Regions from separate parts of the Mus musculus genome. Here regions 1, 3, 4 and 5 are each linked to region 2. Evidence: chromatin loops called from intact Hi-C (ENCODE). Cell type or tissue: heart. All regions are shown on one strand. Each heading gives the region's core, and the rest is flanking DNA. Links, peaks and the distances in the headings are about the cores only.

The links. Peaks named below come from ENCODE experiments on the same cell type or tissue, not always from the same donor. Only the 100,000 strongest peaks of a DNase experiment are listed, where the experiment ranks them.
Region 1: a loop joins it to region 2, with 18 times the contacts of the local background. A loop is called at or near these places in 30 of 42 quality-filtered maps.
Region 3: a loop joins it to region 2, with 12 times the contacts of the local background. A loop is called at or near these places in 28 of 42 quality-filtered maps.
Region 4: it touches region 2 in a loop (3-fold over the local background); 9 of 42 quality-filtered maps call a loop at or near these places.
Region 5: a loop joins it to region 2, with 5 times the contacts of the local background. A loop is called at or near these places in 7 of 42 quality-filtered maps.

Annotation. Positions count from the first base shown.
Region 1 is chr4:53,378,876-53,385,302 of GRCm38, forward strand. The region is part of intron 2 of Gm12496 (a long non-coding RNA gene); the gene reads right to left. Among named protein-coding and RNA genes, the nearest start is that of Gm12496, 22 kb to the right of the region's middle. In heart, for the core only: no CTCF peak of the experiment used is centred there; no DNase peak of the experiment used is centred there.
Region 2 is chr4:53,590,919-53,597,345 of GRCm38, forward strand. It overlaps a transcript of Slc44a1 not described here. Among named protein-coding and RNA genes, the nearest start is that of Fsd1l, 37 kb to the right of the region's middle. In heart, for the core only: a CTCF peak has its summit at 3,516 (motif pointing left); DNase peaks (open chromatin) are centred at 1,253, 1,633, 3,423 and 4,843; H3K27ac peaks cover 519 bases.
Region 3 is chr4:53,106,933-53,113,359 of GRCm38, forward strand. It overlaps Abca1 (ATP-binding cassette, sub-family A (ABC1), member 1), which reads right to left. Exons shown (of 50, transcript NM_013454.3): 6 at 2,232-2,353; 7 at 74-250. Among named protein-coding and RNA genes, the nearest start is that of Abca1, 50 kb to the right of the region's middle. In heart, for the core only: a CTCF peak has its summit at 3,609 (motif pointing right); DNase peaks (open chromatin) are centred at 1,449 and 5,159.
Region 4 is chr4:53,027,430-53,033,856 of GRCm38, forward strand. It overlaps Abca1 (ATP-binding cassette, sub-family A (ABC1), member 1), which reads right to left. Exons shown (of 50, transcript NM_013454.3): 50 at 3,360-6,427. Among named protein-coding and RNA genes, the nearest start is that of Nipsnap3b, 19 kb to the left of the region's middle. In heart, for the core only: a CTCF peak has its summit at 3,326 (motif pointing right); no DNase peak of the experiment used is centred there.
Region 5 is chr4:53,542,329-53,548,755 of GRCm38, forward strand. Slc44a1 (solute carrier family 44, member 1) reads left to right here. Exons shown (of 16, transcript NM_001374697.1): 9 at 37-223; 10 at 1,214-1,379; 11 at 2,213-2,369; 12 at 3,357-3,440. Among named protein-coding and RNA genes, the nearest start is that of Fsd1l, 86 kb to the right of the region's middle. In heart, for the core only: a CTCF peak has its summit at 2,760 (motif pointing right); a DNase peak (open chromatin) is centred at 2,753.

The DNA of each region.
Region 1 (6,427 bases), core at 424-5,423, 210 kb before region 2:
GTTTGGGGGTTCCTGGGCCTGCAGCAACCCAGCAGGGCAGCAGACCTGGTGGTGATCATGGCTGGGAGTGCAGAGAGGCCTTCTATGGGAGACTAGATGGTTGGTTCTATAGGCGAAGGCCTTCTCCATGGCTCCCCACTGCGAATCTCAATAAAAAGAGATAGTCCGTGGTTCCAAACCTTTTATTGGCATGATGGAAAGTGGATGCATAAACCCACCCTACTTCTCAGGGTGGGCCTGGGATTAAATACCTTTTGCAGAGAGGAATGGCTGGGAAGGAATGCTTATTGGCTACACCCTCTGGGCTTCTAGGTACCTCATTAGCATAGAGATCTCTGTCTTGAGTCTACCTGACCACAGGTCACGTCTCTTTTCCTATTGTCTTTATCTGAGATGATAGGGATGCCTCATCTACACGTGGAAGGGCTTGGGGTCAATTCCCTTAGTGACTGATGGCCACAAATCCACGGGGGTGGGGGCTACACGACAGGGGCCTGGTGCCAGAGAGCAGGTGAAGCTCCTACTGTCTCTTCAGGGTCTCTGGGGCTTCAAAGCCTTTAGCTCAATGAGGACCAGCCTACCTCTCACAGTCCACTCCTTCTCCCCCACTCCCCACACGCATGCACTCTTGTTTTCCAACCACCACACCAAACCACATGTTCCCTGACATAATGCCTGGTCCTAAGGTTCCTAACAATGGTACCAAATGACTCTAGACCAACACCTATGAAAACATGGCTTAAGTAACCCCTTTTCTTATTTAAGCTGATTCTGTGACAGAAAAAAAAATGACTAATACAGCCATGCTCCCTTTCCTCTGTGCCATGATGACTGGCAGTGTCCCCAACAGTGGGCTACCCCGAGTAGCTGGTTAGCTGCATAAAGAAACCATGAAGTAGGACCATAGACTTGTGAAGGGCATTTGTCGTGTTATCATTGAAGGTTTTTTAATCATTCATTATTACAGCATGAGCGGTAATATCCTGAGTGATAAGTTCCCATTTTCAGGATTAATAAAAAAGAAAACCCTGAAGCCCATTTAGTGTGTTTGGGCTCCTAACCACATCTGTGTGTTATGTCTGTGAGTGCCAAGCCCTAATCTGTGAGCTGAGACCATCTGTACTGTGGTTGAAGATGGTGAATACTGTATGTCTGTCAGTCCTGTCCATCTGTCCTCAGCCATCATTGTCTGGTTTCTTTCCAGCCTCAAACATGTCGGGCATGTAGAGTTTACTGCTGGTTATACTAAAGGGATACAGGGAGTGCCCAGTTGACTATGAATGTTCTCATTATATCTATGATCAGAGGACCCCCACCCCCTCATGCTCTCCATTCAGGGTATTCTGAAGGAAAGGGTCCCTAAATGTCCACAGCTCCCTACTCAACTTCCTATACGTGTATACTTTTTTTAAAAGATTTATTTAGTTATTTTATGAATATGTCACATGCATGTCTAATGGTGTTAAGTTTACAAGATGGTGTTGTATCACCTGGAATTGGAATTTTGGAAGGTTGATTTTTTTAATATATTTTTATTAGATATTTTCTTCATTTACATTTCAAATGCTATCCCAAAAGTCCCCTATACCCTCCCCCCTCCCTGCTCCCCTACCCACCCACTCCCACTTCTTGGCCCTTGGCATTCCCCTGTACTGGGGCATATAAAGTTTACAATACCAAGGGGCCTCTCTTCCCAGTGATGGCAGACTAGGCCATCTTCTGATACATATGCAGCTAGAGACACGAGCTCCGGGGGTACTGATTAGTTCGTATTGTTGTTCCTCCTATATGGTTGCAAACCCCTTCAGCTCTTGGGTACTTTCTCTAGCTCCTATATTGGGGGCCCTGTGTTCCATCCTCTAGATGACTGTGAGCATCCACTTCTGTATTTGCCAGGCACTGGCAAAGCCTCACAGGAGACAGCTATATCAGGGTCCCTTCAGCAAAATCTTGCTGGCATATGCAATAGTGTCTGTGTTTGGTGGTTGATTATGGGATAGACTCCCCAGTGTGGGTTAGGAGCTGGGTCTGGACCCTCTGCAAGAATACCAACACTCTTAACTGCTGGGGTAACTCTCCAGCCCTAGATTTGTGTCACTCCCAAAGCACCTGCTATGTTCCTCCTAAGGCCTCCCTACACGTGTGCTCCTGGAGCCCCTTCAGTGGCGGCTTATTGTGTAAACCATTGTTCATAGTGGTCTCCTCTTTGGCTAGTTGCGGCCTGGCAGGTATTTGGGTCTTCCTGCGTATTCTATGCTAAATACTATTTAAAATGTCTCAAGAGTCACAGACAAGTTTTTTAAAAAAAGATTTCTGAATAAGGAATCAGAGAAGCAGTGAGCTGAATCTAGGCAAGCGCTTCCTTTAAAAAGCCGTAATGTAACAAAAACCAAAACAAAACAAAACAAAAAAAAAAACAGCTAGAATTTAAAAAAGAAAATTACAGCACTCTGAGGAAGAAAAAAATGTTTTCTTCAGTGCTGTAACTACTGGAAAGCATTCCTGTAAGTAACCCTAAGATGTAACATTCTTTGGTTCACACACTCAACAGTCAATGAAAATAGATGGGAACAAGAGAAAGCTAGAGTGGGTAATGGGGTTGAGACGACCAAAATCCATCATGCACCTGCGTGGAACACTGTAATGAAAACACTGCCACGTATACTAAACATTCGCTAAAAGAAGGGAAAGGGGCATGTGGGCTCATATTTAAATAACAGGCCATTGCCTCGCTGAGACATTGATAAAGCTAGCCCCCCAGGGGAACACCTCAATTAGCTCTATTTTCCAGATGATCAGATCAAGACCCTGAAGTCCGATTCTTGTCCCTGTTCCTCTTCTCAGAACAAATCAACCCTGTGGGAAAAAACTGGGCACCAGATAGCGCCGGCACAAATAACTGCCTCGTTTTTGCGACAGGCTGTGTCTCAGGACTTCTTGGCCGCCATAAGAGGGTAATGAGCCCATTGATCATTGCTGTGTTTCAATAAATATCTTTTTCCTGATAATGAGCCAATTTATAATCTAAACCCAGACATTGTCTGGCCTCAGAATACGTGATAAATATGTATCACCATAATTGTTATTATTTGGTACTGCCATCTGGGTCACTTTTTTTTTTTAAATAAAGGGGTTTTTGTGTGCTTTTGAGAGCTGCTTCTTCCAGGGTACCATGTCCTGGAGACGCTGTTTCAAAGAATGGCCTGGGAAATAGCAAGACATTGGAATAGCCGTCTCAAACTGTTTTCTACTGTATGCTCCCATTTCTAACAAAATCTCCAGCCCATAATGACCCCTGCCAATCATGCAGCTGCAGTTTCTTCGGCTCCAGATACACCAGGCCTGGTGCCAGATGTGGTGGAGAACGCAAAGTTTTGCAAGGGACAGACTGGTCCTTGGTACTCAGATAAATGAGCACTCTTATATGAGGCTGAACTGTGGGTGGCAGATAGGCTATTTTGCTCTCTCTCTGTGTACTTTACCATGCCTCATTCTATTCCACCATCAAAGAAAGTGGTGCTACTGTGAGCAGGTCAGCTTTAATATCACATAGATCGCTGTAAGGCAAAGTGATGCTTTGAGTATGAAAGGTGGGGGCGGGGCGGGCTGAGGTTTCAGAATGCTTTCAGCTACATCTATTCTGATGTCCCTGCATGAGCTTCCTTTTTTTCCCTGGCTACTTGGGTAAAGAGGCCTGGGTCATTTGCCTCCCAGGAAGGATGGAGCAGAGTGGAGTGTGGAGAATGTCCCCAGGCCAGTCCAGCATGGCAAAATGCTTTCTTGTAATTACATAGGAGAGGCGCTGGGTGCAAGGTGGTAAGAGAAACTATGCAGAACAACTAAACTAGGAGACTCACAAGGCCTGAGAGTTATTTAATTCTCAATGGAGAGGTAGGTACCTTCTACGAGCTTCAAGCACAGAACCAATGTCATCACTTGTTATCTTGATGTTCCTTATAGTAGTGAAGTAAATGATTTCTGACAAGACAATCCCAAAGGCTACCCTGCAGGACTATGTTGTGTATTTAACCAAGCTGTATATGTAACCCAGTAATTGTCTACTCACTGAAGTTCCTCCCTCCCCTGTGTCTTCAGGGTTTCTCAGCGTAACTAGCCCTGGCTGTCCTGAACTCACTTTGTAGACCAGGTTGACCTCTAACTCACAGAGATCTGCCTGCCTCTGCCTTGGGTGCTGGGATTAAAGACACGCACCATCACAAATGGCCAATTTTCCTTTCTTTAAATATCTAGAAGCATCCCAGTCTTTTTTTTTTTTTCATGTTCTTTTAGGTGAATGTGTGTGTTGCCTACATGTTTGTCTGTGCACCGTGTGCATGTCGGGTACCCAGCAAAGCAGGTGTCAGATCCCCTGGGACTGGAGTTACGGAGAATTACGTGAGCCATCGTGCGATTACTGGGAACTGAACTCAGAATCTCTAGAAGAGCAGCCAGTGCTCATAAATGTTGAGTCATCTTTCCAGCCCCAGATATCTCATTATTTAAGGACTCAGAGTCAATTTTATCATCTGTGATTTTTTAATTTTAATTAAATGTTAATTTTTAATGTATCAGCTTGCTGGACCCAAAACATTTGAGCAAATGATATTCTGGCTGTTCCTGTGAGGGTGTTTTTGGGTGAGATGAACAATGAAATCAGTGAACTTTGAGTAAAACAGATTGCCCTCCATAATGTGAAGGTCAAGGGAAACAAACCCTCGTCTTTTAAAGCCAGCAGTCGACCTTCAGCTTTGAACTCCATGTCATACCAACACTCTGGGGTTTCCAGCCTGACACCTATCCTGTAGGATACACAGTGAGGTTTTGTCTCAATAAAAGAAGGGTCAGGGGGTTGTTCAATGAACTCTGGTATAGAGCAAACTAAGCCCTGAGCTGATCTCCAGCACAGCAGAGAGAGAGACATAGACAGAGAGAAGAAGAACAAAGGAAGGGAGCGAGGGAAGGAGGGAGGGAGGGAGGGAGGGAGGGAAGAAGGAAGGAAGGAAGGAAGGAAGGAAGGAAGGAAGGAAGGAAGGAAGGAAGGAAGGAAGAAAGGAAGCCATTTATAAATTGTAAGTTTGACTCAAATTCCAATTCTACAATCAGACAAACTATTTCCTGTTTCTTAGTCTCTGTCATGTGATAGGTAATATTGGGGTCTACCTCACAAGGTTGTCATGAGGAGGACATTCAAAAGTGCCTGGTCCCTCCTGCTTGACTTCTGAATGAATATTAAAAAACTGTCAAGTGAACATATGTTGTCCTGGTCCAGCATGAAACTGGATCAATAAACATAATCTCAATAATTCCCCCAAAATATAGCTCTTCAGGCCCTGCTAGTCTCTGAGGTGCTGGGCCTATGAAGTCAGAAGGCAGGGCTGTAAAGACGGAAGGCAGAGTTGTAAAGATGAAAGACAAGGCTGTAAAGACGCGGTTGAGCTTGCCTGGCTCACAGAAACCTTTAAGCCTTGTGTGGGGTACATGTGGGTCTATGCTCACCGCGGCAGGGGGGGGGACGGGGGGACTGGGGGGGTATTGAAGATAATTTTCTATGGAAACTGAAACAAGCTTTCTCTTCACCAGGACCTTCTCCAAGCTTCCAGGCTTCCAGGCTTCAGTCATGGGCCCTAGAGCTAACAGAGAGCTGGTTTCTGTACAATACTTCTGAGCTCCCAGCAAGCCTGGGTGAAAAATAAACTGGGCAGTGGAAGGTGCTGGTCTCCAATCAGCGATCTTCCCTGGTGGTCCCTGTTCCTTTTCCTGTCACTCATATGCCTTGCTGTGTGTGCTCATTTCTCCCTGTCACTAAGAGTTTTGGACGTAGGACTGTTGTGTTGAATGTTTGTTTACTTCCAAAGAAAAGAGACTCCTATACCAGGTTGGCATCAATATTTCCACAACTTCTACTTGCCCACATCTCAGAAAAGGTGGTTCACTCACAAGTACCTGTCTTATCAAAAGCAAACAGCAGAGGGCAGTATGGGTGCTCCTTTCTGGGACACAGTTCACTAGAGCCACAGTTGAGCGATGGGTTTTCTCTGGTTGCTTCAGAGAAATAAAGGAGGAAGACTCGCGAATGTGCCCATTTTCTGTTGTTGCACTGTATGCCTTGAAAAGACACCCCCTCCCCCCCATAGCTAATAGCTATGTAGGTCAGAAGTTCAGGGCTTGCACAATTGCATTCAGTGAGCATGCGTGGGTGTGGCTGCCTGGAAGGAGTGACCCAGGAAACTGTCATTCCACAGGGAACCGTAGGCATGGCTAGCCAACTCAACGGTGCCAGCTACTTCAGTCAAGAAAAACAAAAGGACGGGGTCCAAGTGCTACTGAAGACTGTAGGAGATCAGCTAAATTGGGGGTTTGCTGTGTTTACAAACTCTCCCCCAAGAGTTCCAGAAATGTGAGCTGAGAGAAAATTTTATTTGCTAGA
Region 2 (6,427 bases), core at 418-5,417:
AGAGTTAAATATTTATTCTACTAATGTGGATAAGGAATTGGAGTTGCCAAGATGACCTTGCTCCCAGTATCCTTTTCCTCAGTCTTTGAGGGTAATGATCACCTGACTTCTTAAACAAAACAAAACAAAAACCACTACAGTCACCCCATACAAGCCTGATCTGTACGTAAATTGTGACCCTGTGACTCAGTTCTAGTGGAACTGTATCAGTGACAAGTGACTGCTAGGAAATGCCTTTCAAGAGCCATTGACTTCTGCTTTCCAGACGGTTGGGATTCAAATATGGTGGCTAGAAGGCCTACAGCCTTCCTGGGTAGTGACATAACCTTGAAACTAGACTGCATACAAGATGAAGCAGTGTGAAAGTGAGGCACCTGGGTGCTGGCTTACAATGTCAACTGCGGTCTGCTGACCTCTGTCTATGGAAACCAACTATTATTTGGGGAGTTTCCATTGTGGATGAACCCAGCGCTCACCCATCTCCCAAATATAACTTAATATTAAGGTGACTTAGCAGTATGAATGCTGATTATATAGTTCATTCAATAACAGAGCACAGGTGCAGTGGACTAAATCTGACAAGCCTGGAGTTTAATGGTGATAATGCATTTGCTTCCATGGGCCCATAAAGCCAGGTCACAATGGACAAATGAGGCGGGTGTGCCCTGGGGACCTTCTGAATGGCATCAGTCTTATTAAGAAAATGGCGGAGTTCCTATCACAGAGTAGGGACTCTCGGTTGTGCGTCCCCAGCACTCCCTATGCCTTCCCATTACGCATCTGAATTCAAGGCGCACTCTGTGTGAGCTGATGGTGGGTGTTCGAGCTTGGGCGATTCTTCGGCTCTATTATCAGCACGGCAGACAGCAGGAGGAGGGAGATGAGTCTGCATTACTTTTTGTAGGTCAGCCTGTACCTGAACATAAACAAATGGAACACTTTCAGAGAACGCCTGGAAAAGATATCTGCTTGAAAAAGAGACAGGCTAGTTATTCATATCTCATGGGATGATGTAGGAAAATAAGCCGTTTCTATAATCTCATCCCAGACCCCTGAAAGAGCCTAGTGATTACAAAGACATATTTCTGTTCCATCTGCCAATTAACATGTTAGTCATGCGTTTCTATCCGGCTGCTGTAGTGACTGCTAATTGTCTTACCCAGTGTGGATGATACCGGCCTTCCTCATGGATAGAACCCAGATGCCACGTCGATGGGCCAAGTGCAACACCTTATCATAGTTCCCAGAGGCTTGCAGTGGCCCTCTGACTAGTGAGATGCAAGCTGCGGTATTACGATATTCCCAGTTCTGCCCACCTGACATAGCTGCTTCCTGTCTTGATTTCCTGGTTTTTTGTTTGTTTGTTTTTGTTTTGTTTTGTTGCAGTTGTTGTTGTTTTTTGGTTTTTGGCTACCAGAGGGACAACTGTAATGGCTGTAATCTCCCAAGCCTACGTGACACCCAGACACTGACAACGACAGTACTGGAAGATGGAGCATCTTCGAAGAGTTCCCCAGATCTGGCCTTGCTGACTTTGGGCTGGCTCCAGGAGAACTGATCCCTTTTCTCTTTTGTTTTGTTTTGCACAGTTGACACCATGTCCTAACTTAGGCGCTGTGCTCGGTCTCGAGGGGCAGAAGGCTTTCCTGTCGGATACTCAGGCATTTCCCATTTATCAAACAGGATGTGAGGAAAACTCAGAACTGAAGCAGGCCCGAGACTGACTTAATTCTGGGGAGGAAGTGAAGGCCCAGGCTCTGGAGAGAGCTGCAGAAGCTGGTGACACTGGCTGCAGCTGGGACATTACAGTATTGAACGCATAGTGTAAGGTCGCTTCAGGGACCACAAACTCCATTCTAGTGTAAGACATTTTCTAATGGTCAGGAAAATGTTAAAATGTAGAGAGCACCTTCTTGGAGACAGGGGGTAGGAAGAATAGGAAGAGGAACTGTGGGAGGGGAGACCAGAAGGGGACAATGGCTGGATTATAAAGAAATAAAATAATAAGAAGAAGAAAAAAATGAAGGTGGACTCAGGGCATGCTGAGTTCGTTCACTGAGCAGTGGTTTCTGCCCATGGGTGGCATTCAGATGCATGCCTTTCATTAAAGTCTCTTACTCTGTGCTCTCTGTCATCCTCCCTGGATAGCCACAGAATGGAAACTTTAAATTTCCCATGGAATTTTTGTTTGTATTTCATTTGTAGCAATGTAACTTACCTCCCTCTCCCTCTCCCTCTCCCTCTCCCTTCCCCTCTCCCTCCCCCCTCCCCCCAGTCTGTGGATGTGGATGTGCCAGAAGTCAACTTCAGATGTGATACCTCAGAATGCTTTCCATCTGTGTTTTGAGACAGACTCTCACTGGCCTGGAACTGATCAACTGAACCTAGGATCAGACAGGCCAGAGATTCCTAGTGATCATAGGCAGATCTGCCTCCCAGTGCACCGACAACCACACCCTTCTCTCTGACTCGGTCTCTCCCACTTCCGGTTGTGTCTTATTTAGGTTTACCATTGCTATGATGAAACACCATGACCAAAAGCGAGTTGAGGACAAAAGGGATAATTTGGTTATGTTCCCACCTCCATAGTCTAAGCCATCGCCCCCTGTGGTTCTGGGGGTTCAACTCAGAACCCCATACTTATGCAACAAGCATCTCCCCAGCTCACCCCAGCTCATTTTAGACTATCAGAGTTGTTATTTAACTTGGATTTATCATGTTAATGTGGCAGTAAAACACAGCAACATTTTGATTTTCAGATACTAATGGGTATATTTCTTTTAATCTGTGTTTAAAGCCATAGTAATAAGATCCATTCCCAACTACACTGTTACTTTTATGTCCAGTAAACTAGCCATTAAGACCATTTTTGGCAGCAATTTCTGTAAATACATGAATATTCTTTGTGGAAAAGGGGTCTTTTTCTTTCCTTGGTGGAGACCAGGCTCTTTGATGGGTAGATTTGAGAAAAGCTGAGTCTTTATTGGATCTAATGAATGATCCCTTGATGAAGTCTAAATTCACAGGATGAGCTTCATGACTTTGTAGAAGTGCCCCATAGGAACTGGCAACTGGTAAGGGCTCAACAGATGCTTGGTGAATGGATAAAAGAACAAACAAGTCCCCTGGTAGCCCAACTGACTCATGAGTTGAGACTACAAGACAACAATGTTCAGTATATACAAGGAGCAAATCAGTACTTATAAGCCCACACCATAACAGGGAATGCAGGGAGCATAAAGGTGATGCATATAATGGAAATTGCTGAGGCCCCCTCTAGACCTGCTGAGTCAGAACCTCTGCAACTAGAGGCACAAGAATCTACATTTTAACGGCCTCTGCTGCAGGCACACCAGAGGTGTGCACGCACAGTAAACTTTGAGAACTCTGGGCATCCATGCTGGCTGTTCAGCTGAAGCCTCCACACTCAATGTGACCTTAGAATGAGGCTGGAATTGCAGCCAGAGCTGGGTTTTCAGGCCATCCTTTTGCAAATGTGCTTTTGTCTGGTGACACCTGCTGGTAGAGAGGGATAAATGGACAAATTCAGCCAACCAAATTGCAACTCAACTGTCCCCGTGTATCTGAGAAAGCTAGAATTCAGATCTGCTTTCACTATTTACTAGCTTGGGAATGGCCTCAATTCGTTCATACTTGGGTGGTATCCTTCTATTGCCTTAGGCTCGGCTAGTTCATTCAATTACCTTCCCTGGTTTTGTAGGGGGTGGGGGTTGTTGTTGTTTGTTTGTTTGTTGTTTTGTTTTTTACATTAGCTATTCCTATTCTTTCTGTGCTCCTTGGGAATATTACCAACCTTTGGTTTTCCACTAAAAAAAATGCACTCAACTTTTTAACCAAAGGATTCATTCCCAGACTTTGTTTTAGGGAAATATCAAGTCAATCTTTATTTCTTATTAAAGATTCCAAATGAGATAAGGAAAAACAAAAAGGAGTCCTTTGAATTTTTAGGGGTGGAAATGTGTGTGGTGGTGGCAACAGGTCATCCTTCATGACAGCAGCTGAATCCAGCTGAACTGGGTAAGATTGTATTTGATACTTGGTTGTTGAGAATTTCACATAGATTCAACATGAAAATTACCAGTCCATTTAGCAAGTCTCTTGCTTTGGGGTAATTAGATGTATTGTTTGTTGTTTGTATGTTTAAATACTAATTGGTGAGAGGCATGTTTGCACAACAGGGTGACTTGCTCCATGTATACAATCAAGACCTCCTTTCAGGAGGATGAACAAGCTGTTCCATTTTCTCTCCTCCTTCCCATCCTGCATGGTCTTCAGCAATATCTTATGTATCTTTCCCTTGTCATGGCTGGGCAGCAGCATCATAGGAATCTAACAAACTTGAACTTGGATCCGGCCAACCCTGTCACTTGGGCAAGTCACTCCCCTCTTTATCGGGCACCAGGGATCCAGTGATGCTCTGAGGATTCAGTGCGGAAGGGTGATGAAATGCCAAGTGTGAGAAGCTAGCTGAGCTTGGCTATCAGGTCTCCCTTCTTCTCCCCTCCCTTGATACAATGAGTCTTCAGAAGGCCAGTCAGCGCACACTGGGGCCTGCAACAGTGTTACTATCACATAGTTCATGCTGCTCCCCCTGCCCCCCCCCCACCGCTGTCCTGATAGGCGTACTTTTAGAACAGATGGATTAAGTAATAACGCTCCTCTAGGGCAGATGCTCTGTCCCAGTCTCTCTGTAAACGTTTGAAGGTCTTTCTGGAATGGAGTCTGACAGTCATTAACCAGCCCCACTACACACCCAAGAGGACTCCAGACTGTCAGTATTTACCCAACCTGGGCCATGGCTCTAGTGTAATTCCCCAAAGCTAGGGTTTCCTGCCCTATGGGCCAGGCTGTTCCGTCTACACAGATAAGCAGCTTATGTCTGACTGGCCCAGCCCCAAATCGGGAGAGGGTCTCTCTGCTTCTCCTTCCCAAGCGTGACCTTTTTATTGGCAGATATTGCCTAACAGGGTGGCTTCCTGCTCATTAGCTAAGCCTACATGAGCTAATGTACAGACTACACTACATTAGTGACAGAGCTAGTTCAAAGTTAATCTTTGACTTAAAGAGATCACATTTTGAGTAACACCCCATCATAGCACCTCTTCTGTTCAAGTTATCGACCCCCAAATTTCTTGCAAATGCCAACATATTGGCAGAGTGTGACTGAACGCATTTTGGCAGTGAACCTGGCGATGAAAATAGAGCCAGGAAACAAAAGACTACAAGACACAAAAGAAAAGGCAGGCACGGAACTCCAGTGTTAGTATAAAGGCGCGAGGCGGGAAGCATGCCGGCCTGGAGAGAGTGCCGATTCTGAACAACAATAATAATAGAAACTCCTGTCCGAGGGAGCGGCTAGACAGAGAGCGGTGTGGCTAACAACAGGCCTGGAATAAAGAAAGCCCCAATTTATCTGTCCTTGAAGGATTTTAAGGTATGTTCAAAGTTTAATAAGCTTTATGGGGTCAGAAGGAGGATTATACCTTCCTCAGGAAATACAGGCATCAGGAAAGAGAGCCTTCGGATAAGTCCACTGTCCCAAGCTGCTATTTAGAACATTTGAACACCCTGTATGTTCCAGAAGGCTTCTTGTTTGCTTGGAAGTCTAAGTGTACTACACGCAGAGATGAGTTAATTATTAATAACAATTAGTTTAGTAATTCCTGCCTTCTTGGAAGTCCTCTTGGATGGCAGTATGTTGCTGGAGACCTGGGCCCACTGCCTGGACCCTTACCCCTGTACTTATTGCTGTCCCCTAGCAGTAGCTGCCTAGGGGTCCCTCCTTCAGCCATTCAGACACTGACCGGAGGGCTCTTTTGCCTACCATCATTTAGAACAAATACATGGTCTGTAGAGCGCTCCCCATCCATAGCCCCAGAGTCAGGGTGTTCTGCAGGAAGCCAGGGTTGTGTAAGAGAGGAAAGGGATCAAATGGCCTACTTTACTTTATATTAGACTCCGGGAAGAGAAAGGAAGTTGAAACCGTTGATTGAATACAAGTCAAGAACATTCGTAACTTGTGTTATTTGCAAAAGACTGGCCTCCGACTGGGCATGAAATACAAAACCACAGCGTTTCCTTTGTCCCAGAGACATAGGGTGGCAGAGTATGAGGCAGTTAAGAAGACACACTCCTTTCACTGGGACTCCCACATCTCTTTCTTCCACATCGATTTCTCTTATTTCCAAGAAGGATGTCTGCAAAGTGCCAGGGGGCTGGGTGTCTTGAGTCGGCGGGTGCTTATCACTAGGGTAGTCTAGACAACGGCATGGATTTGTTTCTGAGCAAAGTATGGCCAGCATCTGTTTGGAATGACATAGGCATGTAGGAGAAAGCACAGTTCTGTGAATAAGCAAGCAGATGCCTGCAGTTCCTAAGGTTTAGCCACATCCTCTCTGGGTTGAAT
Region 3 (6,427 bases), core at 780-5,779, 480 kb before region 2:
GGCCCAAGTTTCTACAAAAACAAGATGTGCAGTCCAGGAAAAGATTTCTCATTCTCAAACCTTCAGCACTCACCACAACTGGCTTCAGGATGTCCATGTTGTAGCGCAGTACTCTCTCGGCTGCATCGAGCTTCTTCCTCGGTAGACCACAGAGGGCAGAAACTTCCGCATCACCAAGCTGAATAATTTCTTCTAATTTTGATCCGTTACACAGACTGGCCAAATGTAATTGGTAGCCTTGCAAAAATACCTGGAAGGGTTGGATGTAAACAGAGCTGTGAAAAAATTATCAGGATGGAAGGCTGGCTCCCAGACACTTTGGGGGGAGTGTAACCTCAGTACATCTTGGAAGAGCTGAAGCAAAGCACTACTGCAGTCACCCATGGAGGAAAGAACCTTGGGATGAATCGGACACAGTCAGCCATGTTCCAACACTGCATGCTGACTCAATGCATCCCACTCTCTTGTCCCAATAGCACCGGGAAATCCTTAAGGCAAGTCTTTTTCTCAACGCGACTGGAACACATGACTCAGCTAATGGAAACCCAGAGTCTAAACCCCTGGAACTATGAGAGGAAGGTTATGCTAACTCTTCCAGAAATGTATTGATATTGGACGCTGAAATTAGGCTGCCTCATGGAAACAATTATACCGTGAATCTGTAGGTTTAGATACTTGACAAATGCATAAAGCTATGTTTAAGGAACATCACAATTGTGAGTGTTTTGTTTTACTTGCCCCCAAGAAGAATACGGAAAAGTGGGCCTCTATCAACTCAACTGTAAAGTACTTCTACGTCATCCTCACCTGTTCTTCATAGCAAACCCCAGGAAACTCTCTTTGGCCATACGCTCCTACCTAGCTACCCTTCCTAGGTTTAAATAAGTAGTGCTTTTTCATACCTGAGTCTCACTGTCCAGCAGAGAGAGACCTCTGCAATAATATGGGGCTGCCTTGGTTTACAAGGCTCGTACCTGTGTCTATAACCCTAGAACAGTATTTGTTGAATGGATGGCTTATTACAATATTACCAACCCCTCTATCAGCTTAACTGAACGCAGTCCATTCTGGTCACAGAAACCTGTAGAGCATCGCAAGGGGCGAAACCAAAGCCTCTCAACTCCCATGCAGTTTCGCAAACAGTGAAGGGAATCTGCGCCACCATGTCGTCCACTCGCCTGTCACTGACTGCCAGATACTCAAGTACACTCCAAGCTTGCTCCTGCCATAAGTCCTTGTCACCATGCTGTGGTGAAGAACCCCTAAGACACTGAAACTCAAATTACCATGCAAAGACCTTCCCTGGATGCCTCTTAGTTTAAACTGATGGCATGCAACAGATATGAAATTGGCAGGGGGCAATGGAAATTATGCTAAATGAAATGATTTCGAAAGTCTGCTGCCTCTGGCCCACCTCCCAGCCACACAATTGGTAAACACAAGACATATTTTCCCAGTTTCATAAGAGCATGCAGTAAGCACATTTTCTTTTTTCTAACTTGGAAAATTTTCAGCCATGTGAAGCAAAGCCCTCTTCAATCATCAGCCCCGCCCATGACTTCTGCTTACTGTAAAGTCAAGCCAGTATAGAGCCGAAAGGCTGTACATGGGGTCAATTCTCCTTTCTGCCAGAGAATAAAGTGAAGAAAAAGCTTTCGGGGGAACAACATATAGCCATGCACTCTGCCCAGGAGTGGTACAAAAATAAATGATGGCGAAGAAGTTCTCTAGGACCCTAAGATGCAAAGCCTATGTAAACACTAATATTACATACACTTAAAAGTTGATCAGAAGTCTCTTTATGCAGCTTCCCTGTCTTTAAAAAGCAGTAAGTGCTTCATTTAATCTTTTGTGATAGATTCCAGTTTAAGAATCTACGTCTCTGGCTCTTATTTCAGAACAACATTTAAAAAAAAAAAAAGCTTCTTAATTCACCTTAACAGAAAATATAACCCCTTTAGGGGGGAGTCATTACAATGCCAAAGGACAGACACAGAAATCAACTTCCTTTCAGCATACTGGCCCTGATGCTGGGTGACACACCCCACTCACTGTAGGGTTCGTCTGTGACAACCAGAGTCACGAGTCAAATGAGATGAAACTAAACTTCTGAAGCCTGACCATTTCCTTCACAGCTTTTTCAAAGGCCAGGGTTTTTCTTTCTTTCTTTCCAGGGCCCCCAACAGGGTAATAGTGAGGCCCCACTGATTTAGCTGAAGGTAGTAGCTTACCTTCTGGAGACCAACATTCGCCTGCAGCAGGCTGTCCACAGTAGATCTTGGAAGGGACAAATTGTGCTGCAGGAATCCAGAGAATGTTTCATTGTCCACCAGAAAATCCTGGAGCTTCAAATCTATTGGAAAATTGTGTTTGTTTACAGTTAATAACTCAAAAAAAAAAAAAAAGACTCAACCGCTATGGGGAAGGTGGAGAATAGAATATTGATTGCTTCATTTTAAACGGATGGGTGACCACAGGCTTCTGGCTTACATACACCGAGAAGTGAGTTTCAGGAGCTCCGTCTCGCTGGCAGAGACATGAAAAGATTGCTTTCTGATGACATGTTGAGCCACACTCAGTGTGGGCTCCCACAGTCCAACAGCACAGTGGTGTTGTTACACACATGGTCTTTCCTTGTTGCCAATTGAAAAACCAACCCTTTTAAATGATCTCATCCATCCTACCTGAGGTTTGTGACATGAGCCCTGCTGCTCCTGACTCCTCAGTGCCGCCTCACGTAGCTAGCACTGAAAATACTGAGTGCCTTATTTCCACAAGCCACAGGGGCTAATCTCCCAGATCAGCAGGCAATGGCTCGCTAACATTTCTGTGAACCAGAATCGCTTGATGGGTTGCCTCAGCTAGCCGGCTGGACAGCAGTCTCAGAGCATCTGCTTCTGCCAGCTCTGGCTGCAGCAGCTGCATGTCTAACAAGCTCCCAGGTGGTGCTGATGTTGCCTGCCTGGGACCACACTTCCAAGAATCACAGGGGAGTCCTGTGAGCATATCGAGGTGTTTAAATAGACATGGTCTCTTCTTGGTTTCAGAACAAAACCTGGGATTTCAGAACTATAAAGTCCAGTTCCTCCAAACACTGAGAAAAATATGTAAACGTATGTTTGAAATCCCACCCTTTGCTTTACTAAATGCAGTGACTGCTAAAGGCTTTCATTCCGACTCCCATTAAACAATAAGCTCTCCAAGTACCAACTCCCATTAAACAATAAGCTCTCCGAGTACATCGAAAAAAGGCTTCACTCCAGTGGCATGAAATAGAAAAGAGCACTGGCCAAGAATTCAGAACGTCAGTCTCTGGCTGGAGGCTAGGTATGATAGTACCACTTGAATTTCATTTCTTTAGCACCTTTCTGAGCCTTGGGCCCCATCATCTGTAAAGCAAGAGGATTCTGAGCAGATGCTGAGTGGTGCCTGCCTGAAACACCAACCATTTTCCTGCCTTATTTTATTGACTATTTCATCTTTCTTCTTCCTTACCCCTTTAAACTTCTAATAACCCGAATTCTTTTTTGAAATTAAAACAAACCAACACCACCACCCCCCCAAAACAAAAACAAAACCAAGCTCATCTGGGACCAAGTGGCTGACCACTAGAGGGCAAACTTTACAAACTCAAATCAATTACCCGAAGAGGGGTTCCATCTGAAAACAAGACTGCAGTGTGCACTGATGAAACCGTTTCTCTTGGGATCTAAAAGGGTCTCCCTTCGTAGAGACAAACAGTCCAAGCAGATTCTTAATAGATACAAATGACCCAGGCATCTTCAGCATGGAGCAAACTTCAGTAATTTTGAACGGAGCTGATAAAACAGTGATTCTCCTCAACTCATCTATAGTTTTATCCTAGGGTTCCTCATACTATGCCACAGCTGATCTGAGGCCTGTCAATGTCCCTCCTTGAAATCAGCACTCAGCCATCTGTCATCTGCCTGGTGTTTCCATCGTACAAGACCCCACACTGCTACCACTGAACTCAATTCTTTGAGTTGCCATACCCACAGAACACCTAAGATTCACTTAAGAGGCACACAAAAACTAGTTTCTGGGTGTCTATTCCTTCAGATTACAACCAGGGGTTCTAAGGTAGACCACCCACAAATCTCCATTTTAATAAGCAGCCTCCACATTTCCAATACAGCGGGTCTGGAAGCCATATATTATGAAATGTTATTTTACTTAAGTATAGCCTGCATTCAACTCTAACTTATAAAAATGCAGAATAGGTCTTTTATCTTAGTGTTCCAAATACCTGGAACAAAGCCTGGTACAAAATTACTGCTCCAGCAATGACACCTGACTGAATGCTAGATGAGGTGACCAGAAAGACTTCAGAAGGATCTTTGAGATTAGTGGGTCCAGGAAGAGACCAAGGAGGGCAAGAGCATCAAATCTCTAGGCTATAGCCCAGGAGGAAATAAGAACCCTGACCACAAGTGTCTTTTCAAAGACAACAACATCTAGAACATCCCAGCATCCCCATGGTGGGGGGTAAGGAGAAGGAAGGAAGACAGGCAGAGAGGCTTCAGCCAAAGCTTGAGGTGAAAAGGCAGGCATGCTTATAAATTAGTTATGTATGTGTGTATGTATACACACACACACAAACACACAATACTTAAGTTTGTGTATGTACATAAATCTCAAAAGAAGAGGTGGAGAATAGATCATTCAATAGAGCACTTTTTTCAATATGAGCAATGCTCTACACACACACACACACACACACACACACACCTCATACTGGGAAACCAAATTCTGGGCTCTGTATCCATGTATTTCTAAGTTTATTTGACCTACTTAAACTTCCATGGCCTTACCTATAAAAATGAGGATCAAAAGAGAGCTCTGTGAACCTTGATAGAACAGAATAAATCTATGACCTAACACTCAGATCAGCCAGTTGAACACAAATTCCTCCTGAGCAAAGCCACAGCAGTACACAGCATCCTACGTAGGAACTTCAGAACAGCTCCTTCCTTCAGGGCAGCAGAAGTGTGGGAGGTTTGACCCAGACTGCACTCTGAAAGGACCTAGGTCACCCAGCAACACTCTGGAGACCAGCAAATGTACTTAGCATGTTTATATGATGCTTCCGTTATGTCAACAGACGCTGCAGATAAACAGCTGGATGTGATCAAACACCAACTGCCTATCCTCTGGATGAGACACAGAAACCAAAGAAGCTGGTTAAACAGCCAACAGCCCTTGGCAGTGCATGAACATAATGTGGCAGATGCTGGGTGGGGATGATGCAGGAAGGCCATAGAGCCTTGGCTACAAACAACTTGCAGTCTGGTCACGTGGATATGCACACATTATCTGCTGCTGTCCTATCACCGCTGACAGCTGCAGTACATACACACACAGGAAGACAAAGGTGTGTGGTATGATGGCTCTTAACCTTGGAGGCTGCTAGGCCCACTTGGGAATTTTAAAAAATCCCAAAGCCCAGGCCACACCCCCCAGCACAATGAACCAGAACTGTGAAGGACAAGAATTGGGTCTTGAGAATTAAAAAAAGAAAAAAAAATCTAACCAAGTTTGATGTGGTGGTGCATATCTGTAATGTCAGTAGTCAGGAGGCAGAGGCAGTAAACTGCAAATTAGAGGCCAGCCTGGGCTACGGAGTAAGTTCCACACCCGTGCTTACACAGGAAGTCCAAGCCTCAAAACAAAACTATGCAGGCAAAAAGAAGTTTAGGACCATAAAGCCCAAAATGTAATGCTGTTTCTTGCTATAAATTAGCTGTGTGGCCATAAGATGCCACTATACCTTAAAGTCCTGGGGATAAGAGACGTATTCATACACTTGAGCAATTAGCAACTGGCTAGGGACAAATGTTTATTAAATGGTAATATATTAATTGTCACTAAAATGGCAGTCTTACTGCACTATAGAGCAATGTGCAGGAAAAAATAAGAACACAGATCTTCCCTCTAGGGATTTTCTTGGTTATCACAGATTTGAGGTATAGGAGAGGAAAGGGGGGAAAGAAAAAAGAAGTGATATGAAGACAGACCACAATGGCTTTGTCCTTGCTGGTTTCTGTCTTCTGTATGCAGCTAGCTGTGTAGGAGAGTGCAAAGAATGAACCAAGCCAGATGACTGATACAGCTAGTAATCTTGGGTGAAGCCACTGGATGGATGGATGGATGGATGGATGGATGGATGGATGGATGGATAGATGGATGGATAGCTGGCTGGCTGGACAGATGGCTGGGTAGGTGGATGGATGGATGGATGGATGGCTAGATGGATGAATGATGGATGGATGGATGGATGGGTAGATGGATGGATGGGTGGATGGATGGATGGATGGGTAGATAGATGGGTGGGTGGGTGGATGGATGGATGGATGGATGCACAGATGGATGATGGATAGATGAATACAAATGCATGAATGTAAAATGA
Region 4 (6,427 bases), core at 613-5,612, 560 kb before region 2:
ATGTATGTGGGGAACAGTTCACTACATTCAAATTGTTTATAACTCCTGGATCTCTTTGTATTTCTCTATGTTGCTGTGTGACCTCTCCATCTTGCACATGCTAGCACCATGATGCCATCTTCCATGAACACCACCTGTTCTTCAATTTTCAACCTCCAAAGTTGAAAAGTTGTGAGCTAAATTAATCTCTCTCCCTCTCCCTCTCTTCCCTTCTCTTTCCACCCTATTTTGACAACAGAATATAGATGAATACAATCATTTTCGCATTAAAAATAGCACATCATTGCTTCATACTTCATCTTGTCCTCTATTATCAATGAATTATTGAAGGTTCCTTGTCACCTCTTTGCAAAGGATCTATGAGAGACACAGTGAAGGACAAAGGAAACATTCTCACCTTGAGTGTGATCAAGAACAACCTTTGCCTATTGGCTCTGAGATGACTTTCTAGACTATAAAAACACAGCAATTGTATTTCTAGGAAGAGAAACAGATATACGACCTATTGAGTCTAATCTGTCCTCCACTAAATAACTTCCAAAAGATAAGAAAATTGGTGTTTGCAGACTCACAGGCTGGACTTTATTCCCAGCATCAATTGCTAATCTACTGAGTAAAGCCTGGACACTTAACTACTGTGGAAACTGAAGTTGTAGTACTTTCAGTCATTAAAGGAGTATGAACCTGTAACGTGTTCAAAGAAGCCAAAGACTCATTAGAGAGACTTTCTTCATAAACTCTGTTACTTGGAAAGGTCTCTCTCAACTCATCTTCGTAAAAAGAAGCAAGTTGTTCCAGGAATATGGGGTTTGATTTCTTTAGTTTCAACTAATTGGCCCAAGACCCTGAGGTAAGGGAAGAAGTGAGACCAAGTGTGGTAAGGGAGTCTGGTGGAAAAAAAGGCTCCTGGCAGTATACATGGCTAAAGGATTAAAAACAGCCAGAAAGGAAAAGGAGAATCCCAACTGGTATCTACAAGCAAGCAATCTAGCTCTGTCTGTTGCCTTCAGAGCACAGTGGCCTGGAGAGTCAATGACATTCACTATTCCTCCTCCTTACCTCTCATTTGTCCTGTCAGTCCACTGACTGTAAGAGCCTCTCCAGGAACCACCGTCTTATGAAGTCCAATGGTCATTCACACAGTGACCTTGCTCACTTGGCAGTTTTCAGACCTAAGTAGCATTCTGTCTCCCAGGAGCACATTCTAGTGTTTGACACGTTTGTGCCTCTTCTCCTTCCTACTGCCCATTCCCTCCCAGTTTCCTTTGGTAACTTCTAAATCTCAGGCTAAAACGTTCATTCTCTTCAGGTAAGTAAGCTCATCCAGTCCCATGACTTAAAAAATCAAAACAACTGTGTTGGGGTGTGTGTGTGTGTGTGTAGTGTGTGTGTGTTGTGCTGTTAACGTGACCATTTTTACTTTCCATCATTGCCCCTGAGCTCTCGACTGAATACCAACTGCCACATGCTTCAACATAGGCATCTCTGTCTAGTTCACAAACTAGAAGCCATTTTTTATTTTTCTTTTCCTGGACCCCTACCTATGGCCTGTGAGCAAATGCTACTGGCTCTGAATTAGATTCTGACTGACATCCTTCCTCCCTGACCTCTTCACTGTCCCCTCACCCTCTTCTACTGCCCTTTCTTCCCATCAAAGACCACATTCTCTGAAACAGGGATTAGATCAGGCCACGCCCACCATGCTCGCCATGCCCGTTACTCTGTGGAAAACCTCCAGGTTCTTCACTATCCTAACAATGAAAGACAACTCAACGAGGCAGCAAGATCCTGATTCCATCCCCCACTCCCTGACCAAGAGAGATTGGATTCTTCTTCCTTGGCAGCCAAGCATTTTCCCAATTGTGTTTTTTATACTCCATGTTTAAGGTGTGTTCTCGAAGCCCACCATCCACTGCCGCCCCTGCTCATTTTGTTCAGAACTGAGCTTAAGTGTCTCTCCTCAGACAGGCTGTTTCTGACTCCTCCCCACTGTTAACTCATCACCCACAGTGTTTTCTGTTCTTCAAAGCTTGTCCACTGTCATTTGCCCTTCACCAATGCATCATTAAAGATAAATTTGATTTCATTCGATATAACATCCCCTGAATCAGGATGGATGGCCGGCATTCAAAGCTCAGTAAATATTTGCCAAATTAATACATAACAATGCTTAGTGCATTTACCAAGGACAAGTTTAACTGACACCTAACTTCAAAGGAAGCACCATTTGTTGTTTAATTAGCTTTGTATCTTGAGGCAAATTTCTCTGAGGTATCATTTATTCAACGTGTAAAATGTCTTGACTCCCCCTGCATAGGGTAGGTTACCAGTATCTGGCAAGTTGAAAATAGTTGCTAATTTTCTCCCCTGTTTTTTGAAACTTAATACATGCTATAGCACTATCCATATGGCCCAGAGTGGGTTTCTAATCTGGAGCGTTAGAGAGGGCTTTAATCAATATTTTGGTCAAGATTTGTGGGTAACTTGTATTTTCATCTGGGTTAACTAACCTTTTATGATACTTTTTTTTTTTACTCTCAATTATGAATTTTCACAGGCATGGTTGCATTATTTCATTAAAGTCTTATAGAACTCTAGAAGATACAGTTGTGTAGCAGATAGGCTTCTAGGCCTACTCAAAAGCCAAGAACCTGCATACAAAGTTCTGACCTGTGCCCTGGATAAGGACCACTTACTGCACATTGTCCCAGCCATTCTGAAGCAGTCACTATAGACCCAGGACCAACTGGGGCTTTTTGAGTTACAAGGTTCAGTATGTATTTTTTTCTCTGAGGCTGATAAGCCATACACATCTTCACTGTCTCAACAGAGCCCTGCTTGTGTGTACACTACTTAGCCTAGCACTGAATTCTGGAAGCAGAGAAAGGTGGAAACGAACCCCAGTGCCTCCCCCATCATATCTTTTTCCCAAATGTCTACTCCTTGGGCCTGGTGACCATTGCCCTCGCCCCCAGCGATGCATATGATGCTGTGTCCTTGTAGCTTTGGTTGACTAAGCACCCAAAGTTACCTTTCTGTAGCTTCCACAAAGCTAGCTCTGTCCTCATTACGGAAGCCTACTTATACTGCCTCCTCTTCAGCTTAGTGATTAGCAACCAGTACTCCATCTATAAAGCTTCTGACCCCTCATTTATAGTGGCTACTCAGTCACTATAAATGTCAAAGGCATCAGAAAGGACACAAGCTTCTTTCATTTTGAAGTAGCACCCCGAGTCCATTCTTCAGAACATTTGAACTTTCCCTGACACTTGCACCAGCGATGAGAGCAGCTTCCTCTCTGGCCTTATAACACTTAAACAGCAGGTGGTGCTACGGATGCACAAAAGGAACTTTGTGTAGACCAGCAGGACTGTCACAGCTTTATTTTGTGACTCATAACATAGAAACAAGCTTTTAAAAAAACACGTCATATAAAGTTATTCACAATACAATTTTTTTCAGTTTTTTTTTCTTTTAATGAAAACGATTTAACTTAGAAATCTGCTCTGAAACTTTTGTCTAGTTTTGCAAATCTCAGATATTCCAGTGCAAAAATAGATCCATTACAGACAGCATAAAGTGCTTGGAATGAGGGCCAATGATAAAGAAAAAGCACAAAACCAGCTTCATCCTAGGGCAGGAGGGAAAAGAACATACCGAATCCTTATGGAAATATAAATGTTCTACAAAAAGGGATGCAACAGTTTTGAATCAGAACAGTATTACTGTGGCGTTACACTATTACCAGCAAATAGTAATGAAAGTACAAATTAGTAATTCAGTATCAAAGTGGTTCCCCATTACATAACACATGGCTCTTTGGAACAATTTTACCTGATATATACAACCATGAGAAGACAACAAACAATCCCTTTAAGTCAATGCCTACTATACAGAGAGCAAATGATGTATGTAACATTTATAGTCATGAGGCATATGCTTGCGGTACAGACACCAAAATACAGTAGTTTGAGGTTTGTTTGTTTCATAATGAATTATGCTAGGTATATCTAGCGAGAGGACTCACTTTCTTTTGTCTTTCTCATATTCACAGTTAGTAAGTTTTCCACTATTTTTTTTTAAAGTAAACCAGAAGTGTTTGCACTTGAGAATTTCTCAACTCACAATGCACATCTCCATAGGGAATCTAAGAAATTCTTATTTGAAGATAGGATTGATTTTTAACTTTCTAAAATAATTACGTTTAAACAGGAAAGTTGAAGATTGCTCTTCAGATAGTGTAAAAGGTAACATAATAGCTACAGATTGTCTCTAGCTTCAGAAAAGATTTTAAATCTACACTCAATTGATTTTGTTTTCAAAAATGGTGCCTTACTTTTGTTGTTGTTTTGTGGCCTCAAAAATCTGAGTAATTAAAACAAGGATTTTTCTAAGGGCTGTACATGGTGATAATGGACTGAGAAAGCCAACGGAAGTTTGTTTTTGAAAAATAAAGACATGCTTCTTTGATTTCGGTATCTTTGATATCTAAAATGAATGGTATGCCAATAACTACTGGAAACACACTTTCCTTATCATTTTAGAAACCTATGTTGACATTAGTATCAAACTTGTCATTTTTCCTTTCAAGCAATGAATTACATAACATTATATAAACATAATTTGAAATAGATCTGAAATCTTATTCTTCCAAATTTTTAGAAGAAGTTAAATAAGGATAGCAAAAGCTCACTTGAACTTTGCCCAATACAGGAACTTACTCATATTTTTGTTTTGTATGAAGACGGATGACATTGAGCACTGGTGAAATAACTATTTTTTTCCACGTTGCTTGCAGATGAAAACAAATTAAGCTTGGGTTAGAAAAGTCTGAAAAAATATTTCACGTGGCAGAGTTTGTTGATTGTTTTCCATGACTGGTTAATGACGGAAGAGATGAACCATTCGAGATCGTCAGAGGTTTAAGTGGGTGTCTCTCATCCTGCAAAGCCCATTGTTTGCCCATATGGTGAGGATCCCAAAGGTCAGACGCATCGATTGTATCCGAGAGATTTCAAGCTAGCTGCTCTCCCTGGGAAGAGGGGGTTACTTAGTGGTCCTTCTTGGCTTCTGTATTGATGCTATCAAGTAGGCAAGGGTGTGGCCATATTCTTTCAGTGGATTTTACAAAATAAACCTACATCTGTACATCAATCAGCTGAATAAATGGCACAGGAAATCTGCTAGCTCCCCCTCACTCCTATCCAAGCATCTACATAGTAATGATGTTTCAAAAATACTCCATCTGCAACCTGAAATGAATAGTGCTCTACAGGATCTTAAAATATGGCCTGAGATGTTGACTACCACATTGTTTTCTGGTCACTGCGCTAGTCAGACATTCTATCTTCAAATTTACCAAGGAAAATAAAGGCATGAGGCAGTCCGGGCACATTCCTCTATGTGACTGACATCACACGTGTACAGTTCTAAGCTTCCAGAAGCATTGATAAAACTTAAAATTCCAAATAATACTAACAATGCAAACATTTTTGTCAAAATGAAATGCCACCCTTTCATTTTCTAGGTTAATTCAAACAGTTAGAAAGAACTAGATTTCTGTTAAATAATGAAGGATCTCAAGGTGTAGTGTACCCATCTTGTGTTAGGAGACAGTCAGCACAAACCAACCCAGACCTGCCACGTGTAAATGCACTGGATCTTTCATGCCACACCCTGAACTGAGCCGCTTGCAGCCCCAGCAGTTTGGCTGCTAATCTTTGCTGCTTAGGAGGATCTAATGTATTTGAAAAAGTCTCAGAAAGATGCTATGGCAAGCCATGACAGGGGCATGGGCAACACTGAACAAGAGAACCAAGTACCTGGGTTAGAGAGATGCACATTTTGTACAAGACAGCCACAACAGCAGCTCATCAAAGAGAGAAGGAAAATGGGGATTTAGTCACATGTGGCACCGTTTTTGTCACCTGATATTTAATGATGTCAACCGACAGTAGGGCGGTTTTCACAAAAGTGTTTGTGACACACTCAGTGCTTCAGACTTTCTGAGCAACTTGGCACTAGTAACTCTGGCACACTCATTGCCAGCAATGGATGTGTCACCGGGAAACCTGTTTTGTGGTTCAGCATGGCTTAATGGCTTAATGGACGAGGATGTGTGTGCCTTTGACTTTGATTATCACTGGCCATGACTATTTGATAGACTGTTGTTGCAATCCTAGTGAGAATACACAGGAACAAAAAAAGTATGAATCCAAACCCAGAGTCTGCTTGGTTCCACACCAGAGTTTCACATCTGTATAAGGTAATGAACTAACTTCAAGTCATTTTCACTAGAGAGCCATACAAGACATAGGCTACAAAGGCACTGCCCCTGTAATGGAATTGTGTTCTCGTTGCATTGAAGTGCATTGCATTGAATAGTGTCAGTACAGTATCCAGTTTGTTCTTCTCCACAGAAACGCAG
Region 5 (6,427 bases), core at 546-5,545, 48 kb before region 2:
TACAGACTCGATGCTCTCCTCTCTTCCCCTCCTCAGGTCATTCTCTTCCTGATCATGCTGGTTATGCGCAAGCGTGTGGCTCTCACCATCGCCTTGTTCCACGTGGCTGGCAAGGTCTTCATACACTTGCCTCTGTTAGTCTTCCAGCCCTTCTGGACGTTTTTTGCTCTCGTCTTATTTTGGGCATACTGGATAATGACACTTCTCTTCCTTGGCACTACTGGTAAGAAATGCAGTTTCTTCCCCCGTTCATGAATCTAATTTGTACCCGTACATTTTAAGTCATCAAAGAGGTTAGGGGTGTAGCTCAGTATAGAATGCTTGCATCCATGGGTGAGAGCCTGTTGGTCCCTAGTACAATACACCCCCCCCCCAGAGAGATAGAATTCTTCATAAATTTGTTGACAGAGATCTAGTAGCCATCAAATCTTAACAAGAGGGGGCATCAATAACTCATGCTCACTTCATGACTTTTAGCAGATCTTAGCAATTTGGATCTAGACCAGCTAAGCCCTAAAACATCTTAATTTTGAGAGGGTCATGGATTTGAAGTGGATTCTCTATTTACTCGGATATTTGGATCCATTTTGAAATGAATTAATAAATTCATAGCCATTGTGCCTTGCTTCACAGTCCAGAGTCATCCTGGACTACTATTGAGTTCCTGATAGTGGAGCACAGGACCAAATATTAAGATATGGGTGTTAACTGTGAGAGGTGAGGGTAATGACGGTGACCTTGTGTGAAGCATCTCTGTCCAGTCAGCTCATACTCAGTAAAGGAATAGGACAGTTATTTCTATGCTTAGAGAATAGTTTACATCTATAATTACTGGGTAAATAAAACCCTGGGAAGGAAGGAAGGAAGGAAGGAAGGGGAGGGGAGGAGAGGGGTGAAGGAAGGAGGGAGAAACAAACAACATTCAGGCCCAAATAACTGATAATGGAATTAGAACTATATCTAAATAGATTAGTTTAAACACCTTTGACGATGCCTTAGAAGAAACCAAATGTGTAATTGTGTGATGTTTAGTTTTGCAACTGTTTAAAGTTATAACAATTGCGTCCCATAGTGAAACCGCACTAAGAGCCAGCATATTGAGTGTTGTGTGTCGCAGGAAACCCTACTGCTTGTTCACAGTCCGTAGCCACGGGTCTTAGTTTCTGCTATATGTGATGTGTGATGCTTCTTTGCTTCCTTGACATCTTCCCAGGCAGTGCTGTTCAGAATGAGCAAGGCTTCGTGGAGTACAAAATCTCCGGGCCTTTGCAGTACATGTGGTGGTACCACGTGGTTGGCCTGATTTGGATCAGTGAGTTCATTCTCGCCTGTCAGCAGATGACTGTGGCAGGAGCTGTGGTAACATACTACTTTACTAGGTGAGACTTTTTACCTACAAGAAAACCCTAGTTCATTGAGTTAGCCATGGCTACAGGCAAAGATAGTGGGGCTAAGGCAACAACCGTCTCTTTTCTGTTTTGTTTTGTTTTTTAAAAAAGGGAGTTGGAAAGGATGTGACAAATGTATGGTTGGTAACTTTGTGGAGTGGATATTCCTCCTCTCACACTTGGCTGTAATTGCCTCCAAACCAGCTTAGCAGACCATGGTGGGACCTAAGGACCTATAAAGAAGTAAACTTGGTTGAGTATCAGGTTAAGAGACCATTAAAAGGCAAGCTTCATTTGTTTCTCTCAGAAGAACTGTCGTGAGACCCCTTTTGCTACCTTCAGGACTGAGACCTAAAGGAATAATCTATTCAGTAGTCTGTTCTGAGCTGCTGGCTGTAGAGATTTTGTTGGTTTTGTTTTGGAGACAGCTGGCTGTCCTACACTAGGCTAGCCTCAAACTCACAGAGGCTCGCTTGCCTCTGTCTGAGCTACCATCGCACCTGGCCAGCTATAGACTGTTTCTTAAAATTCCATTTTCTGATGATACAGTTTATTCCTTAAATAGTCACTAATAAGAACTTTCAAAACCAGTTTGATCTAAAGTCACAGAGCATAAGAACTGCTCTGTTGGTGTTGTAGAGAAGTGAAGCTGATTTTGTAACATTTTTACCACAGTTTTGGTTACTTTGTCAGTTTGTCCTAAAGCTAGATAATATTGCTGTGATTTTTTTTTACACTACAGTAGATTTCAGACCATATATATCTGTATTTCCTTCCTGTTCTAGATTTTGTTTTAATTATCTTCTTGATCATTTTTAAAACAGGGATAAACGGAATTTGCCTTTCACACCTATTCTGGCATCAGTGAATCGCCTTATTCGTTACCACCTCGGTACTGTGGCAAAAGGATCCTTCATTATCACCCTCGTCAAAATCCCCAGGATGGTCCTCATGTATATCCACAGTCAGCTCAAAGGGAAGGTGAGAGCAGTGTGTTTAGCCAGGCTCTCTTGGGGCGCATACACCAGACCTCAATTCTGCACATAGTAGGATAAACTTCTAGATGTTTTCTTCAGAGTCTGAACAAAGTGGGATCCAGTTCTTCCTCCATGTCTCCCATGTACACATTCCACATGCCCTGAACAATCATCTGTCTAACCACGAGTCACCAAGTTTATTGAAACAGAAGCACTTCTCTACCCTTTTTCTTAAGAACCCATAATAACTATATATGATGTGGGTGTGGCATGTTCTGATACATGCATAAGTGTGGAATAACCAAGCCTCCTAGCTTCACAGCACTTATCATATCTCTGTGCTAAGAATATTCATACCCTCATATCCAGGTCAGCTCTGTTAGCCAAGTGTCCCCAGTAGGAGACAGCAGAGGGCAGTGAGTCTAACAGTAAGTCTCTAACCTCTGAGCAGAAGCAGGGGAAGTGGCCTTTGACATTGATCTGGGAAAGGATTTTTTCTTTGTTAAACAGAAAGAACAGGCAACAAAAATGAGCCTGAAGAGTCAAGAAATCCACCTAACCCGTATCTCTCATAAAGGGTTGCTGTCTAACATATATGAATCCCCTACTGACTTTGGAAATAATTTGTGATTTTCAGCATGGCTGTGCTCACAATCTACCTTTCCCTGGAACCTGGTCCAAGAATGTTCTCTTCCTGTTCCCCACCCTCACAACACGGTGTCACCAACCATACTCTGACTCCAACCTTTGGGTGTTTGACATTTATTTTGTCTTGCTGGTCCTGTGTCTTCCTCTATCATATATGTAGTCGTTAGTATATAAATGTTGCTTTGAAGTGATTTGAAAATAATTGGGGAAGACGTAGGTATGGAGGCCTTAACTTACATTGTGATTTTAAAATTTTTATGTTTCTCGAATTTGAAGTTGTTTTCATGATGATTAGATTTTTGCTTCTGTGTTTGTTAATTATTTTTGCCTTTTCCTCTCTCAGGAAAACGCTTGTGCACGATGCATGCTGAAATCCTGCATTTGCTGCCTTTGGTGTCTTGAAAAGTGCCTGAGCTACTTAAACCAGGTAACACACACTACGAGTGACCCACTTTCAAATAGACAGGTGCCATTCCTTCTTCCAAGATAAATTAATTGAACTTAATTGAAAAAAATCTGTGTTTTTCTTCTGGCATTATACATTGTTTTTTGACTGAGTATACTCAAATTTTGTTCCTGTTTTTAAACTAGTGTATTTGCTCACTGACGTTATTATGTTAATCTCAGTTTTGATACATGGATAAACACATCATTGGGTTCATCTTTCTTCAAAAGTCCCTTTTTTCTTAATTCACATCTTTTTTTTGTTCTTGCATTATGTAAGTACTGTTTGAAAGCTTTATTTTAGTGGAAATCTGCTCTGGGTCCTTTTTAGACCTTGACTCTTCTGCACAGTTGCTGCTCTTGGTAGAGATAGCTTGTTTCTTGTTGTTTTGTTTTAATCAAACCGTGAGATCTCTCCAATATTGGCCTGAGGAATATTATCAGAGGAAGTGTTGTTTCTTTTCTGTTTCTGTGTGCATCCACATGTGTGGAGCCCTGAGGTCTATGTGTGCATGTCTCTGTGTGCATCCACATGTGTGGAGCCCCGAGGTCTATGTGTGCATATCTCTGTTTGCATCCACATGTTCAGAGCCCCAAGGTCTGATACCTTCCTCTATCATTGACCACCTGTTTTTTGAGTCAGGGGCTCTCTGAACCTGGAGCCTGCTGATGTGGTTAGCCTTGCTGGCCGTCACACTTTGGGGAGTCTCCTGTCTCCTCAGTTCTGGGATTACAGGTGCATGCCCCAGTGCTCAGATTTTACATGACTTTAAGACTCAGTCCTCATGCACGGCAAGCACTTTACCGACTGAGCCGTTGTCCCAGCCCTAGGAAGCAGCACTTTGAAGGCTGACTGAAGGAGTTGACACTTAGGGACACAGGTTAGGCCTCCCTCTGTGTTTCTATATCTAAACAAGCAGAACTTGGCTGTAGAGCTATCTTGTCCTCATTTACTTTTTTTGTTGTGCGTGCGTGTGTGTGTGTGTGTGTGTGTGTGTGTGTGTGTGTGCGCGCGCGCGAGTGCGCTCCATAGCTAGCATGTTTGCCCCTGAGCATCTTTTTTAGTGTGTGTGGTATGTGTGTGTATGTGTTGTGTATGTGTGTATGTGTCCTCCATAACTAGCTTGTTTGTCCCTTGACCATCTTGTTTAGTGTGTGTGTGTGTGTATGTGTGTGCATGTGTGTCTATGTATGTGTATGTGTGTGTGTATGTGTTTGTGTGTGTCCTGCATAGCTACCGTATTTGTCCCTGTGCATCTTGCCAGCCATTCTTGTCATCTAGTTTTTGTTTACTTTCTCATTCCCTAACAATCAATTTTAATGTATTGATGCCCTCATTCAACAAGCCAAAGCGAAATTGACTTTCTTACCATTCACCTCTAAGTGATCGACTTTCCCTCCACTTACCCATAGCCCTGTGCTCCGCCTTCACTGTATATTATCCATAAGGTGGATGTTCTGTGTCACTGGTATCGGGCATGCCTGCATTTGCTTTATTGAGCGAGCTCTGTGGCTAATATGAGCAAGTGGATATAATGCTTCATTATATTTAATAAGAATATATTCAACATGCTTTTACAGGTCATATTATTATCTGTGAATGAACAAGTGTTTGGAAGCTCATTTAGAAATATTAATAATACCCAGAACAACCGGAAAGTTTCTTTAAAATTTTAACTGGGAACATTTGATAGACCGACTAAAAGTCATTGTCCTTAAATGGTCTCCTTGCGTAAGTAGCACATCCTCAGGATGTCAGGCTTAGATTGCATCTCTGGGCTCCGTTCCCCGCCCTGTGCCAGAAACCCATCCTTGGTAACCCTTCTTGCAATGGCCCAGCCCTCTGCTGAGCTTCAGGGCTTGCCTCAGGAAGAACATTAAGGAGTTGAAACTGTCTGTCACTTCTTTATCTTAAGCTGTAGACTGACAGCTTAAAGGCAGAAATCTTATTTGCTTTGTCTTCTCAGAAGGTAGCAGAGTGTCTGATTCACAGGCACAGGTGGTCTTCAGGTGCCTTTAGACTGAATTATTAGTTATGCCAGTATTATGTAGGTTCTAAAGGGCCAACCAAGTGAGAGTCAACTCCATTGAAGCCGTGTAGCTGTAGTGAAGAGGAGGGGGAACCCTACACGTCATGCCAAGTAGTCAATGACAAGTGAGATCAACAGTGTTTCTACCATACCTAACATCTTCAGTATGGTTACGTCATTTCAAATAAAGTACTACAGATGCCTGACAGAAACAGCTTAAGAAGAGGAATTTGGCTCATGGTTCGGTCATCATGGTAGAGTTTATGGCAGGAGTCCATGGTGGACGCTTTTACCACAGCAGGCCAGGAGGCAGAGCACAGGGCCAGAAGCAGGGACTGAGCAGTGACCTTCAGAGGCTCAACCTACTTTTTCCAGCCTTGCTTATTGAAGGTTCCACAGCCTCTAAAACAGAACCTCCAGCTAGGGGGCAAGCCTCCAAAACATGAGCCAGTGTGGGACCTTCCAGATTCAAACATAACCATATCCTATGTCAGTAGCTCACTTGTAATTGTGTGATGTTAGCGATTCTCATATAGGAGTTGTCCAATTTGGCTCTTCATTTGTAGACACGATAGCTGAGTTTTCAGGAGATGCATTCAAGTAGTAGTAGGTCAAATATGAGCAAAGCTTTGTGAAGAATTCTAGACTCACACTTAGTAGTTGTGTTTGGGACAATGGAGTCCTGCTCTGTGGGGACCGATTATGTGTGGTGCTTTATTTGAAATAATGTAACCAACCATATTGAAGCTGTTGGAAAGCTTCCTGCCGTGACAGGTAGAGCCTAACGAGCAGTTTTCTAACAGCAGTGTATTTCAAACTTCCGGGGAGATGGTTCACAGCTTGGTCAGTACCTATTTGTGTGAAGTGTATAAAATGCTGAGAGTCATGGCAGTACTGAGAACTGATCTCCAGACAGCCTTCTCCTGCCCCCTGAAACACT